2 separate regions of the Homo sapiens genome follow, and region 2 is linked to region 1. A link is an interaction called in ENCODE POLR2A ChIA-PET data of the cell type or tissue named here. Cell type or tissue: MCF 10A. All regions are shown on one strand.

Region 1 (8,000 bases):
CTGTCTCTACTAAAAGTACAAAAATTAGCCGGGCGTGGTGGGGCGTGCCTGTAATCACAGCTACTCAGGAGGCTGAGGCAGGAGAATTGCTTGAACCCCGCGGAGCTTGCAATGAACCCAGATCACGCTATTGCACTCCAGCCTGGGCAACAAGAGTGAGACTCCGTCTCAAAAAAACAAAACAAAACAAAAAACAATGCTCTATTTGACATATCTCTTTTTAACTGGTGACAAATACTTGTAAGAGTCTAAAAGAGACTAATAGTACTTTCTTTTGCTTTTTCTCCCACATGGTCTGACCAACAAAGAAAACTCTATGACTGCTAGATTAACAAATAACTTCAGAGTCTGCTCATTTAAATAAATGTTATTTAAGTAACATTTAAATAAATAGTGTTAAATTGGCATCTGGAATTATGTGTAAAATATTTCAGAATCTCACTTAGTAAGTCCTTCTCAGATTATATCTAGTTGTTTTATCCTGAAGTCCTCATTTTGAGAAGCCTGCCGTGATACAGAAGGAGGCCACTGGTGTAGCATAGTCACAGACTACTTGCTCAGCCCCGTGGGTGCTCCCTTCTGCCTACCCCTGACTTTAGCCACACCACAATATTTCTGCGTTTTTGAAGGTGACACCCATTTTCTTATTGCCCAGAATGCTATTTGGCACTCTTCCCACTCCCACCCATAATATTATTTATTCTGTGCTCCTTAGGCTTTTTATTCATATCTCTACTGCAGCATTTATCATCTTATAATGTGTGTTTTACTGATAATCAAGTGAAGTGATTCTTTACGCTATTTTTTTTTATGGATGGACAATACACACATAGGATTCAAAATTCAAAGACCATAAGAAGTTACAATGAAAAGATCCTCCATCCATCCCTGTCTGTAGGACATCCAACTTTCTCTTTCCTCAGAGGCCACCACTGATAGCAATTTATCCAGTATCCTTCCAAAAATATTTTACATTTATACACACACACAAACACACACAAAATTCTACTGCACATTATCCTGTATCTTGCTTTTATTGCATTTGACAGCAAATTTTGGAAATCATCCCATTATTAGCACCTGGAGAAGCCGTATAGTATACACTGGTTATAAATAGGGATTCTGAAACCAGATTCTGGTTTTGAATCATGTTTTCACTACTCATTACCTGTTACCAACCTAAGTAACAAACATAGAGGCTCTCTAAAGACAAATACATTTATTTGGGAATAAAGCATTGTAATGGGAATCCATATGCTATAAAGTACATGTGTATTCAAGGAGGTAAAGGAAGACAAAGGTTTTTAAAGAAAAAAATAAGGAGGGTTACAATAACAAGGGCGATGCCAGTCCAAGGTTGGGAAGGCAGTTGTTGGACAAATGGTCTTGTAGAAGTATTTTTTGTGTGTGTAAGGTTTTGATGGCCTGTGTTTATGGTTGTGGCTCTTACCATCTTTTGTGATAGTTTTTGTTATTAGGCATACAAGCGTGAGAACTTTCTCTTTATGGCTTTTCTTGGCTCTGTGTCAGGATTTTCTTAACATTAGTGATTTCATTTTGATTGACAACTTTCCCACTGTACAATTTCACACTTTAGGCAATTTACTCGAGCTCTCTGAACCCCCATTTTATGATCTGTAAAACAGGTATAAAAATAGTAATTTTTCACAAAGTTGTTATGAAAGCTAAATGATTTAACATATGTAGAGAGCTTTTTAGGACATTATCTGGCACATGATAAGCAGTAAATAATTATGAAAAAGAGCCTTCTTATTTTTTACTAGATAGAATGATGTACTGTAATTTATTGCTAATCAGTCAAATTGCTTCAGTCTTATACTACAAACAGTGCTGCTGGAAACCCCTGCATATATTATTTTGCATATTTTCAAAAATAGTAAATTCCTAGGGGTGAAATTTCTGATGTAAAGATAGGTGCATTTTAAAATTTTGACAGGTATTACCAAATTTTCCTTTATGAAAGCACTACCAATTTGTGGGGCCACCAGCAATGATTGAGAATTAAGGTCTGGGAGGCTTATTCAGGATTTTCCATTCCTATAGCAGAATACTATGACTGGCCTATGGTGAATAGTAGATGCTTAATAAATGTTAGTAAATTGGATGGTAAATAGTATACGAAAAACAGTTGGGTTTGGGTGAAAACAAGAAAAACTTTTAAAAATCTACTCTGGCATCTTTTGCTAGCAGGCATTGACAATTAGGAGAAGGCAAGGTGTTAACTTTTACTGATCTCCCACTTTTTTTTTTGAGACAAGGCCTGGCTTTATCACCCAGGCTGGAGTGCAGTGGTGCGATCTCAGCTCACTGTAAACTCCGCCTACCAGGCTCAAGCCATCCTCCTACATCAGCCCCCTAAGTAGCTGGGACAACAGGGGCGCGCCACCACTCCTGGCTAATTTTTGTGCTTTTTGCAGAGACGGGGTTTTGCTATGTTGCCCAGGCTGGTTGCGAACTCCTGGGCTCAAGGGATCCGCCCGCCTCCACCTCCCAAAGTGCTGGGATTACAGGCATGAGCCACCGCGCCCACCCCTCTAGTTTCCAGTTTAGTCGGAAAGATTAAAAACGCCAGCCTTGTTTTCCTAGTGCTGTTTTTGGTTTTTACCTCGGGTCTTTTGTCGTGCCTTAAAATCATGTCTGGTTGCGCAAGTGAGGGAAAGGATTGGGTAAAGGGGGCGCCACCGCAAGTTGCTGTGCAACATCCAGACATCACCAGACCCACCACCTGGAGCCTGGCCTGGCGGTGTCAAACGCATTCTGGTCTCATCTTTTTAGAAACCCGTGGATGCTCAAGGAATTTCCGGATAACGTGATCCCGGATGCGCTTGACTGACTTACACGGAACGAGCAAAGCGCAAAGCAGTCCCTGCTAAGGACTTAGTTTATGCCCTCAAGCGCAAAGGTCGGACCCTCTATGGTGTTGGTAGCTATATGCACGTACCTCATGTACATTTCACCTTAAATGGCTTTCAAAGAGCTAGATTAATTTAGTGGATAGATCAAAATGATTTATGACCCCTCGCCCCCCAGTGATAGGAAGAGCGAACCAGCTCTTCTTTAGATAATAGTGAGTGGCTCTGAAAAGAGCCTTTGGGTTGGACAAGAGCTTGAGAATTTACTTGGAGCTGGTGTACTTGGTGACGGCCTTGGTGCCCTCCGACACCGCGTGCTTGGCCAGCTCCCCCGGAAGCAGCAGGCGCACGGCGGTCTGGATCTCCCTGGAGGTGATGGTCGAGCGCTTGTTGTAGTGCGCCAGGCGGGAAGCCTCGCTTGCGATGCGCTCGAAGATGTCGTTGACGAAGGAGTTCATGATTCCCATGGCCTTAGAAGAGATGCCGGTGTCGGGGTGGACCTGCTTCAGCACCTTGTACACGTACACGGAGTAGCTCTCCTTGCGGCTGCGCTTGCGCTTCTTGCCATCCTTCTTCTGGGCCTTGGTCACCGCCTTCTTGGAGCCCTTCTTCGGGGCGGGAGCAGACTTGGCCAGCTCGGGCATAATGAAACAATAGTGGCAAAACCAAAACAAGAAGTCGGTCTCCTCTTTTTATATAATAGTTTATGCGGCCGAGGTAGTGGGAAGGTCTCTGCTGATTGGTAATTATCCGTGGATGACGACAGATGCCAGTTTTGCCCAATCAAAATAGGTATCCTGCATAATCGAGTCCTATTGGTCTAAATAAAAATAAAACGTAAGCCAATCGCACAGCTTCCTTTTCGCGCCCAGTAGAGGCTATAAAATGTACGTTTTTCTAGTTTCACTTCAGTCTTTCTTGACCGTATAGATAATAGGCCTTTTGCCATGTCTGGGCGTGGCAAGCAGGGAGGCAAAGCTCGCGCCAAGGCCAAGACCCGCTCTTCTCGGGCCGGGCTTCAGTTTCCCGTAGGCCGAGTGCATCGCCTGCTCCGCAAAGGCAACTATGCGGAGCGGGTCGGTGCTGGAGCGCCGGTGTACCTGGCGGCGGTGCTGGAGTACCTGACCGCCGAGATCCTGGAGCTGGCTGGCAACGCGGCCCGCGACAACAAGAAGACTCGCATCATCCCGCGTCACCTCCAGCTGGCCATCCGCAACGATGAGGAGCTCAACAAGCTTCTGGGCAAAGTCACCATCGCACAGGGTGGCGTCCTGCCCAACATCCAGGCCGTGCTACTGCCCAAGAAGACCGAGAGCCACCACAAGGCGAAGGGCAAGTAGAAGCCTGGATTAGTTTGCAGCAACTCAATCCCAAAGGAACCAAAGGCTCTTTTCAGAGCCACCTACAATTTTGTGGAAGAACTGAGCACTATGTTTAATGTAATTTCTCGTCTTTGCCTACTTCTAAACCACTCCAAAGGTTACGTAGATCAGTCTTCGGTGTCTTGGTTAGGTAGTGACAATCTCGTTAGCTTTATAAAAAGCCTGGATAACATTAAAAGTATTAAACACGCCTTCATCTTAAGCTTAGTGGAAGAAAATTTAGTTTTTCCTAAGCTGGCATTATCCAAGTATGTTGAATTCTGTATGGTTCACCGTCGGGTTTTACTTTTAGTCTGTTGAAGCAAACATGTCTGCTTTGGGGCCAGATGTTTTCTGGGTCTTGGTAAATAACAAACCGGGCATTCGACGTTCAATCCAAATCTAGATCAACGACTTGGATTCTTCATTTCTGAGAAATATCTCTCGAATCTGTATAATTAATTGCATTTGAACATTAATGATTGAGTTGAGAATAATTATTAGACTAATTAGAACAGTTACTTATGGTGCCAGGTAGTTCTCTTTGAAGCATTTTCTGAAAATTCATTGAAATTAAAATTTCCCGAGCTTTCCCACCCCCAGCCACACAAATTGATTTCTTAGTACAGAGATGACTTAATTTGTTTCAGCATGGTAAATTCCACTTTTAAAATATCTGACTTGATGTTTTTAATCTGAATCAGATCTGGATGTACGAATGGAATAGATTCTTAAAAGAAAATGAATTACATTTCTAGAGTATTGGAAAAATAAGCTGCAATGGAATTACTTTAATCTAAAAGTGAAAAGTTCACATAAAGTTGTTTCTTTGACATTTTTTGGCCTTGAATTTCTCACATGCGAACCAGCTTTTCTTGGTTATAAAAATAGAAGTTTTTTAAATTTAAGTGGTCAAAAGATAGAAAATTGAGGGGACAGGTGTATAAGGCTGTCCTGTCCAGTATTGCAGCCACTAGCCAATTGTGGATAGTGATCATTGGAAATTCCATAGCATGAATTTTATATAAAATACACATTGCATTTGGAAAAGTCAGTGCCAAAAAGTGTAAAATACCTAACAATTTTAATTTCGATAACATTGAAATATGTTGGCTATATTGGATTAAGCAAAATATTAAAAATTAATTTTTCCTTGTTTTGTTACAATGTTCTCCTAGATAAGTGTAAATTACTTATATTGCTCTCATTTCCACTGGAAATCGCTAGTATAGTGAACAACTGTATAGCGAAAATAGAAAATAAAATATGGAGACCATGAACTGCTAAGTCTGTCAGAGGAATAGGTGAACAACAAAAATTTGAGTCCTTCGCCAATCCGGTTACTGTTGGGTAGGCCTTCAGCATACTTTTGTCCAATCAGCTTCAGACTCTCACTATAAATAAGCGGCTAGCTTTCTCTTTCTCCTGAAGTGAATCTAGCTCTGAAGGCATGGCGCGTACGAAGCAGACTGCTCGCAAGTCCACCGGCGGCAAGGCTCCGCGCAAGCAGCTGGCCACCAAGGCGGCTCGGAAGAGCGCTCCGGCCACCGGCGGTGTCAAGAAGCCCCATCGCTATCGGCCTGGTACAGTGGCTCTCCGCGAGATTCGCCGCTACCAGAAGTCCACCGAGCTGCTGATCAGAAAGCTGCCTTTTCAGCGTCTGGTGCGTGAGATCGCGCAGGACTTCAAGACCGACTTGCGCTTCCAGAGCTCCGCGGTGATGGCGCTGCAAGAGGCATGCGAGGCCTACCTGGTGGGGCTCTTTGAGGACACCAACCTGTGCGCCATCCACGCCAAGCGGGTGACTATCATGCCCAAGGACATCCAGCTCGCACGTCGTATCCGCGGCGAGAGGGCTTGAGTCTCAAGGACTCACTGATTACATACCCAAAGGCTCTTTTCAGAGCCACCCACATGCGCGCTGAAAAGATCTGTTTCTCTCAGGAATTCTTCCTGGTACTTGTTTTGCCTGTAGTAGATAGGGCCCATTTCCAGACGTTATACAATCTGTTTCGTAAGACTCAGCCTATCCCTTTTTGAATGCTAATTTTGGGAGTCTTAACATCTAATAATGTCCGGCATTTTTCCGTAAGCATTGAGTGTAGCCAAAAGTTCCTTCGTGTATTGCTCTCCCATCTCCGCAGCCCGGTTTTGACCGGATGGTGCTTCTAATTTTCTGCTAACCTGTACTGTGGTGTGTGTATATTTCTTGCCAACACGCCAGAAATAAAACTAAGGTTGTACTGAAGTTGGAAAAATTCAGGTTAATGTAGCTCATGCTGGCTAAAGTGAAACGTTCTCTCCCCGCCCCCCGTTCCTAAGCAGTGTTAAGTTTTCTTTGAATTTTTTCAAGCCGGATTTTGGGCCTGCTTAAACCACTTAAATGTAGTTAATGACAGATGGTTTGAGGTTTAAAAGTCTTCTGGAGAAAGCCCGCCAGAGAACATTCCCTTTGAAGCCCCATGTAAAAATACGTGTGGGAGAGAAAGTGTTTTCTCTGACTTCTGCTGACAGTGGCTAAAACTCTGAACTGTCAGGAGTATTCAAAATAAGACTGCCTTGTAGGTAAGCCTGTGGTAGTTTTTTTGAGCACAGGATAAAATACTTGAGTCTTTGCTTAAATGTTACTTTCTCAATGAGGCTTTGTATGACTAAATAAAATCTGTATAATCCCCACCTATTTTTTTCACCCTAGAATTTGTCACTATATGCTGTACCAGAGTTTGCTGATGTATTGCTTGTGTGTTCTAAAATACAGGCTCATGAGAGGAGGAACTTTTGTTTACTCGCATATCTCCAGTAACGTAGGAGCTTTTGATCAGTATTTGTTGGATAAATGAATGAATGCATGGGTATATAATAGTAAGGAGACATACCCACATGGAAAATCTCAAATGAAAGAAATACATCAGCTTGGTAGATATGCTCAAATCAGCTTCTTGTGGGCCAGGAAAGCCCTTACCTCATCCATTCTTGTATTCAGAATGCTAGATTTCTATAACTTCTTCTGTGAGCTCTCTAGCATTCTTATAAGTATTCAAGATTTTCCCTGGCAAATTGGCTTGTGTATGTGTGTTATCATCTCTGTCTCTCCTTAGCTTAACCTGTGAAGGATGTAAGTGGAAAGATCATAGTATTTTTACACTGAGTTTTAAAAAGCAGTTTTAATTCTCTATCTTGTTTCAGTTGGCTATTTATGTATCTTCAGTTATTAGAATTGGTTACATTCTTAATACACTTTTTTGGAAATTTGATATCAAGATCACTACTGCAACATTCACAATCTGCTCATCCTCATTTTCTTGTGTGTGGGTTCATGATTTCATTATTTCCACATATATGGAATTTAGAAAGATAAATAATTTATGATTAATATTTTACAAATTAAAATAATGCTTTAATACTTTTAATTGGAATCAACACCGTAAGCAAAACAAAATAGAGTTTTTCCCCTCTCAGAAATTAGCTTTCTTCTGGAAAGGAAGATACACTATTTTGGAGGGAAGCAGTGCCTCTAGGACACTTAGGGGCCCAACTGCTAAACCGATGGATATTGTTGAGTGTGTAAATAGTGCATTCCTTCTTTCTGTGCTGGGAAACTAAGAGCTAGTAATAAATCAGGAAGGGCTCACACAGAGACTGCCTGGTATGTACTAATCAATACTCTTGCTGGCTGGGTAGGGCATCCTCTCCTGGAGATATGCAGCCAAGATACTCCCAGTTAAATTTCCAGTTATAATTACATGAGGAATTATTTATTTAAGGG
Region 2 (8,000 bases), 1.8 Mb before region 1:
GTCACGTAAAACCTGTGTTAAATAAATGCATATACCTTTCTCCTGTTAATCCATTTTACATTAATTTAATTTGCTGGTCCAGCCAGAGCCCTAAGAGGATGGGAGTGGAGTTTTGCTATCCTTCACACTGTACTGTCTCATTCAGAAGAGGGTGATAGCTCATTGCAACCGTGCCTTCATCTGTAAATCGGGTTATGATGATACTCAGGGGACTTTTAATTAGCTAATGTGAACGAGGCATGAGAAGAGACTGTGGAAAAGAAATAAATATTACATAATATGGTTTAATTTTAGATGTTACTACTTAAAAAAATCTGCTCAGAGTTGGGATATTGTCCTGAACTCTCATTTTCGTGTTTTTACTCCCAACACTATATTGCTAGCAGCAACTATGTATGTATTAGTAAGGATTGTTTTTTTAAAATCACAGCCTGTAATAACGTACAAGGTGTTGACAGATTCCGTTTAGCTTTTCATATGTGACATGTTAAAATTGTCCGAAAATATTCCTTTGTTCTCTTTTCCAAGGTGCAATACAATAGCAGCATTCGTGCTTTCCTATAGCCAAGTCTGGAGTGTAGTTCAACTCTCCATACACGCTTCTCACTGTTGTTTTAAATTTCCTGAAAACATTCTTAAATCACTTCTATTGGAAAAACTGCAAGGGCTACTGCTAAATTTTTAAGTCTGAAAAATGCACCCCAAACTTGACTTCTTTCTCTGAGAATCTTAGCCATCTCACCCAAATCTAACAAACCAAAACTGATTTTAGACTTCAACAGCATTAGCTGTAAACTTCAGCCTGCAGCATAACATCACTTTGTTGTGACTGGGCAGGAAAAACCCTGTTAAACTGTTTCAGGCGCGTCCGTGTGAAGAGACCATCAAACAGGGTTTGTGTGAGCAACAAGGCTGTTTATTCTACCTGGGTGCAGGCGGGCTGAGTCCGAAAAGAGTCAGCGAAGGGAGATGGGGTGGGTCCGTTTTATAAGATTTGGGTAGATAGTGGAAAATTACAGTCAAAGGGGGTTGTTCTCTGGCTGGCAGGGGTGGGGGTCACAAGGTGCTCAGTGGGGGAGCTTTTGAGTCAGGATGAGCCAGGAGAAGGAATTTCACAAGGTAATGTCATCAGTTAAGGCAGGAACAGGGCATTTTCACTTCTTTTGTGTTTCTTCAGTTACTTCAGGCCATCTAGAGGCATACGTGCAGTTCACAGGGGATATGATGGCTTAGCTTCGGCTCAGAGGCCTGACAAACTGAACAACTGGGAACAAACAACATTTAATGCACACAATCTCTATCTTGTAGGGAGGCAAAATTTTACCTCTACTCTGTTAGGGTCTCCAGCTGGACCTGATAATTCATTTGCCATAAAACAGATTAGCAGAATGAAAGCATACAAATGTATTTAATGTAAATTTTATGGGACAGGAGAACCCTCATAAAAAAGTGAAGCCCCAAAGAAATGGCAAAAGCTAAATGCTTTCACATTAAGTTAAAGAGAGGCAATTGTGGGAAAGTAAACCATATGAGGAGATTAAAGGAATATATGATTATTTTAACAAGGTTTGTTTGTGTATAGAAGTCTCTCGGCTATGACTCCCTGCTGTGTTTGTGCAGAATTATCTCATCTATGCCTCTGGGCTGAAGAATATGTCTTTTCACCTGGTACAAGCAGAGCATTTTTCACATTGGAACTTTTATCTCCTGTTTTCAGAAAGAAAAGTTTAGAAGAATTCCCTTCTTGAATGCTGTTTTTGAAGTGCCTTTAGCTCAAAAGAATCCTGATCCCACAGTGGTCTATTTTTGGATGGTATATTCTGCAAACAACACCCCCTTTTTGTCTCCAATCTCTCCTTAATTACTCCTCTAATACAAAACAATAGATTCTTAATATAATATTAAAATGTTTGCACTACTCACAAATACAAAATGCTCAATAAATTTTCTTTCACAAATGAGAATTTCATCCATTCGTTAATTTTTAAATATCAACTGTCAATGAAGAGTTACAGCAGAATCCTTGTTCTGTTGAGGAGGGGGCAAAGAATGTAAGTGAGGGAGTGGAAAATAGCTGGACTGAGCTACCACCCCCTGTCCATCTGATCCTCAGACAGTAATGTAACTTTATTCTTTTATGCTATTCGTCAGACCCAGTACCTCCAACACATTTGTTTCCTACAGATAAAGAAAATATAAAAAGTCAAGCGCTATACATCAGATCCAGCACATCTATAACTGGAAAAAAAATACTTGACCTTCAGCTGGGCCCAGAGCTTGTGAGTAGTCACCTTGGCATAGACCAAGTCCATTGGCATCTCTAACATATCTATACTGTCTGTGGATAACAAATGTCTATGCCAGTTAGAGTCGCTTGTATAAGAGTCAAGAAAAACGAATCATAAAACAAACTGACATATTCATTTTCATAATTTTTAAAATGCAAATATTACTTTATAAACCAAAAACTGCCTTATTAAAAGCTGGAACACAAATGAATTTAAGTAAACGATGCAATTCAAATTTAATCTTTTGTGTGTGTGATTTGTTGTTGTTGACAGTTGGTCAGGCGATTTTAGTATGGTACATCAGTTTACATTCTAGATGTAGGCCAAGAAAGAATGTTAGGTGTAAAAAATATTTATTGTAAAAAAGAATGTGAGGCAAGGTCTTTGGAATTAGTAGTTTTAATGTTGGACATTCTGTGGTTGTTCTAAAGTTAGTCTGTAAAATGTGATGTAAAAGCTATATGATAAAAAAATACAAAATATAAAAATTTTAAAGTAAATATTACTTTTGTTTGCGTACAGTATTCCCATCCCTCTAAATTTTCTTCCAGTACTCAATCCCCAACCTCCAAAACCGAAAAGCAAGATCAACAGAAAGAAAATGGTTAAAACTTGTAAATTCTAGATTTTAATAACTACAGGCAAGAAGTACTGAAAAAAAGAATGTGGCATGTCATGGTGCATAGTCCTAGAGGAGACAAAGCAATGCAACCAGATAGACTATTTACAAGCAAAGCCACACATATAAAAATTCATATATAAGGGATTAAATTATGCTTGGTCGACAGACTGACAGATTTAAAGTGGGTAGCTAGCTATGGATAAAATGAGAGCCAGTTAGATCCCTGCCTCACATTTTGCACCAGAATAAATTTCAGGTTAATGTTAACAGCCAAATGAATTTAACAGTATATATATATATATATATATATATAATATATGAGAAAACCTAGGGGACTATGTATTGAGCTGAGAAAATCTTCCTAAGCATTTTGAGGAAGACACTGGAACTCGCAAGACACAATTTTCTAATCTTTTCAAAGCTTTGCAAAAATGCCTAGTAAGCGCCAGTTAACTACTTACCAGATTTTTCCCTTACTCTTACAAAGTTGTTTAAACAAATGCTAATCATAGCAAGCTAGAGGCCTGAATGATAGTGGACTTACACAGCTTCTCTCCAAATAGCACCTTAATAAGGTCAGAAATAACCTACACTGCAAGACTGACCAAACCGTTATTTCTGTTAATCAACTTTAAGACCATAGTCTAATGCTTTCCGGGGGGGTCCTTAGAAATTTGTTCTGTTAAGACAACAAAAAATTATCACAGCTACTTTCGTTGGAATAAGTGGGTGGCTCTGAAAAGAGCCTTTGGGTTTTAAGACTGATGAAAAAGTGACTTTACATTTACGCTCTTTCTCCGCGAATGCGGCGAGCGAGCTGGATGTCTTTGGGCATAATAGTCACTCGCTTAGCATGGATGGCGCAAAGGTTTGTGTCCTCAAAGAGCCCTACCAAGTAGGCCTCACAAGCCTCCTGCAGCGCCATCACCGCAGAGCTCTGGAAGCGAAGATCGGTCTTGAAGTCTTGGGCGATTTCTCGCACCAGGCGCTGGAACGGCAGCTTCCGAATCAGCAACTCGGTCGACTTTTGGTAGCGGCGGATCTCGCGCAGAGCCACAGTGCCCGGGCGGTAACGGTGAGGCTTTTTCACGCCGCCGGTAGCCGGCGCGCTCTTGCGAGCAGCCTTGGTAGCCAGCTGCTTGCGTGGCGCTTTACCGCCGGTGGATTTCCGAGCTGTCTGTTTAGTACGAGCCATGGCAAAACCACAGAAAAGCTTGCCTGCAGAGACGTCTGTGGAGGAAAGGAAAGAGCTACTCTTCTTTTATAGAGTCAGACCACCAACTATTGGACCCAAGAAAATTCAAAAATCCCCGCGCCCTTCTTGGATTGGTCCATCTCTGTGCCTGGTTGCAGATTAAGAGAGGCTCCTGCCCATTACCGTAGCTACTCTGACGTCATTTTGTTAACCCCTTAGCTGCTATATCCACTGTGGACAAGTCTTGTACTGGAAAAGTTTCCTGAAGTCTTAAAATTTACAACCACACAAAGCAACGCGGAAACCTCCAATTGTTTCTAGTTAAAATATAAAAAAGAAATCAGAGAATATTGGAGACGATTAGGGAAATTTGCATATGCGCTTTATTTAAAATTGTATTTTTCTGGGTGTCGCATAAGAAGTGTGGGCAATTAGAAAAATGCTCTTAGCCGGGCGTGGCGGCTCTCGCCTGTAATCCCAGCTACTCAGAAGGCTGTCAAGAGGATCGCTTGAGCCCGAGTTCGAGGTTACAGTGAGCTGTTATCACGCCGCTGCACTGCAGCTTGGGCGAGAGGGAGACTCCACCCCAAAACAAAGCAAAACATCCCCAAACTGGAAAAAAGCTCATTTTGGGAAATACATACTCAAATGTTCAGTGGTAATGTGTGTGCTCTCAATTGTGTATGCCATTAATTGCTACAGCAAATGGTATGACATATTCAAACTTGTGTGGGGCATGCGGGTTTTAACACTTCCATTCAAGATAGTTAGGAATGCACTCATGGGTATAATTTCCTTCCTCTAAAATGTAGTAACTGCTGTGTGTGAAACTTAACGCGAATCACCCCTGTAAACATGTTTTGTGCTGCATGGCACTTCTCCCACATACCTAGAATTCCTGAGGTTTCTATGGATCTAATTTCTGCAGGACAAATTACTAAAAGTGCCACACTCAAAGCCATTAAAAACACCTCAAAAACATCTTTATGGGCGGCATAATCCAAAGCACAACAGCTCATTTAATGGAAGTCGTAGGTGGCTCTGAAAAGAGCCTTTGCTGTTAGGCTGATTTTGTCTGCTGACAGAAAAACAGCAGTGCATGAAGCGTTAACTCTTCACTTTCCCTTGGCCTTATGATGGCTCTCAGTTTTCTTAGGCAGCAGCACCGCCTGAATATTAGGCAAAACGCCACCCTGCGCGATGGTCACACGCCCCAAGAGTTTATTAAGCTCCTCGTCATTGCGGATGGCCAATTGCAGGTGGCGCGGGATGATGCGGGTCTTCTTGTTGTCGCGGGCCGCATTGCCCGCCAGCTCCAGGATCTCGGCGGTCAGGTACTCAAGCACCGCCGCGAGATACACCGGCGCGCCAGCCCCGACGCGCTCGGAGTAGTTGCCTTTGCGGAGCAGGCGGTGCACTCGGCCCACAGGAAACTGCAAACCTGCACGAGAAGACCGAGTCTTAGCCTTGGCGCGAGCTTTACCGCCTTGTTTGCCGCGACCAGACATAACTACTTCTGATAAGGGAAAATCGCCACAAGAAAATGTAATGAAACTACATTAGAACGCAAGGCAGAGAAGTATTTATACTGACTGGAGGTAGGCTGTGAGGAATTCTCCCATTGGCTAATGTCAAATACCCAATGGGAAATCAGAATCTGCATCCTTCATTTGCATGTAATCCTTCCGTCTGGTGTAAGGTTTATGTTTGACCCAATCCCCAGTCTGGCTTGACGAGCCTTCGACTTGAATACTAATAATAATTGGCCGAATTAGGATTTTGTCAAAATACCTTTTTTAAGCATGAGTGGAGGTTTTGTTCTGGTTATTTTGACTTTCAGCCGCTCGTGCTTTTCCCGGATTGTGACTCATGTTTTTGGAAAGGAGTGGACTCCGACCAATTTCTAAATAGATATTTAAGAGGTCCTTCAAATCGGGCGCAGTGGCTCATGCCCGTAATACCAGCACTTTGGGAGGCCGAGGACGGCGGGTCAGGCGTTCGAGACCAGCGTGGACAACATGGAGAAACCCTGTCTCCAGTAAAATAACCAAAAAAGAAACGGGGGAGAAAAAGAAAAAAAAAAGCCGGGCTTGGTAGTGCACGCCTGTAGTTCCAGTTACTCGAGAAGCTGAGGTGGGAGGATCGCTTGAACCCGAGAGGAGGAGGTTGCAGTGAGTTCACATAGAGCCACCACACTCCAGCGTGGGCGACAGAGCCAGAAGACTGTGTCTCAAAGACAAAAAAAGGGGAGGGGGAGTGGGAGGGAAGAAAAGCGAATACCCCAAATCCCAGTGAACTGTAGAAGCTTATAAGCTCTCTTGATTCATAAGGGAGAAAGAAGGGGGATGTAGGCAACTTAGGGGAGAGTATATGATTTTGGAGAAAAATAAATGGGTGTTTCAAAGAATAGGTGACAGCTGTGACAAAGTCTGTTTAGATGGTGTTAACCACCAGTCTCCTCTCCTGTGATACAGTTAATCTTCTCTGGTTGATGAGATTCCCCAGGGAAGTGAATCTTAACAACTAAATTCCTTTTTGAATTTTTTTTTAATTTTCAAATTTTTGATTAGAGTTCAGCGAAAGCCCTTCCTTGAATTTACTGTTTCCTAGGTGCCCTCAGTTCAAAGAAATCAGCGTAACAAAGTGGCACATTTTTGAGTTGCATTTCCTGAACTTTTTCACAACACTGAATGAGGAGTCTCTGGAATCTTTCAGGAAATGAGAGAACAAACATTCCATAACACAGAAATACTCAAAATGGGATTATGATTATAAAAGTGTTTCACTGACCACCTTCTGCCTTCCTGTCTGTAAGTCCCATTCTCCCCAAAGTCTAGCCATAGAAACCAGAATTCCTCCTCAAGGTAGGCCATACAAACCAGAACTCCTTTTCCCTAGAACCAGCCATAAAACCTAAAAGTATTACTCTAACCTACCTTGTTTGCCTGTAGGTCATAAGACCCCCCATTCTAAAAGAGAGTCTTGTCCTATAACCAGAAGGAAGAAATGCTGCACTGAGAGGTCAAGAAGAATCTTGACAGACAAGCCTTGCGGGGCTTCCCCACTCAGTCTGTTAGCATTAGATCGTACCCTATACAGCTGTTTATCTTGTTGAACCTAAGCATAAAAATGGGCAATTTCCCCTGTATCTTTCAGTCTTAATTCTAAAATCTCCTGTAAAATTGTGATGAAATAAATATATATGCCTTTTCTCCAGTTAATCTGTGTTTTGCCAGTAATTTTCCATAAACCTTGGGAGGGCAAAGGGGAAGTTTTTCCTTGGCCGGGACAATATTATTACAGCCATTGTCTGGCTCTCCTGTTGAGGAACCTAAAATCAAGACAGATTGCCTAGGGAAATCTTGGTGTTTTTCCTTTTATATTCCATGAGATAGGAGCAGATGGAGTACAGATGAACGTGGATTAATTATTCCAGGAATTTCTGAGGTATCTACTACTTCTATCTGTGGTCTGCTTATACTGAAACAGGATGACAGAAGGAAAAAGAAACATGAGTGTAAAAAAATCTGCTCCTGGCTGGGCACGGTGGCTGATGCCTGTAATCCCAACACTTTGGGAGGCCAAGGCGGGCAGATCACTTGAGAACAGGAGTTCGTAACCAGCCTGGCCAACATGGTGAAACCCCAGTCTTCACTAAAAATACAAAAAATTAGCTGGGCGTGGTTGTGGGAGCCTGTAATCCCAGCTACTCCATAGGCTGAAGCAGGAGAATCGCTTGAACCCTGGAGACAGAGGTTGCAGTGAGCCGAGATCGTGCCACTGCACTCCAGCCTGGGCAAGAGCGAAACTCCATTTCAAAAAAAAAAAAAAAAAAAATCTGCTTCTAAGCCAACGCTGTCACAGAACTATGGATTTGATTCAGAGAAACTGTCAG

The links. Peaks named below come from ENCODE experiments on the same cell type or tissue, not always from the same donor. Only the 100,000 strongest peaks of a DNase experiment are listed, where the experiment ranks them.
Region 2: POLR2A ChIA-PET joins it to region 1 with 58 read pairs; 23 of 35 experiments call an interaction of 5 or more read pairs at or near these places.

Annotation. Positions count from the first base shown.
Region 1 is chr6:27,804,390-27,812,389 of GRCh38, forward strand. It overlaps H2BC13 (H2B clustered histone 13), which reads right to left and starts at 3,540. Exons shown (of 1, transcript NM_003519.4): 1 at 3,090-3,540. The coding sequence starts at 3,517. The coding sequence ends at 3,137. It overlaps H2AC13 (H2A clustered histone 13), which reads left to right and starts at 3,784. Exons shown (of 1, transcript NM_003509.3): 1 at 3,784-4,278. The coding sequence starts at 3,821. The coding sequence ends at 4,213. H3C10 (H3 clustered histone 10) reads left to right here and starts at 5,662. Exons shown (of 1, transcript NM_003536.3): 1 at 5,662-6,147. The coding sequence starts at 5,685. The coding sequence ends at 6,095. It also overlaps the pseudogene H4C10P. RefSeq lists enhancers at 2,245-2,845, 2,846-3,445, 3,008-3,107, 3,358-3,587, 3,928-4,127 and 4 more. In MCF 10A, no CTCF peak of the experiment used is centred here; DNase peaks (open chromatin) are centred at 2,772, 3,682, 4,272 and 5,622.
Region 2 is chr6:26,027,956-26,035,955 of GRCh38, forward strand. H3C2 (H3 clustered histone 2) reads right to left here and starts at 4,144. Exons shown (of 1, transcript NM_003537.4): 1 at 3,634-4,144. The coding sequence starts at 4,105. The coding sequence ends at 3,695. It overlaps H2AC4 (H2A clustered histone 4), which reads right to left and starts at 5,663. Exons shown (of 1, transcript NM_003513.3): 1 at 5,137-5,663. The coding sequence starts at 5,613. The coding sequence ends at 5,221. RefSeq lists enhancers at 1-567, 568-1,153, 3,781-4,010, 4,051-4,170, 5,108-5,737 and 3 more and a silencer at 5,521-5,620. In MCF 10A, CTCF peaks have their summits at 3,992 and 4,209; DNase peaks (open chromatin) are centred at 4,236 and 5,786.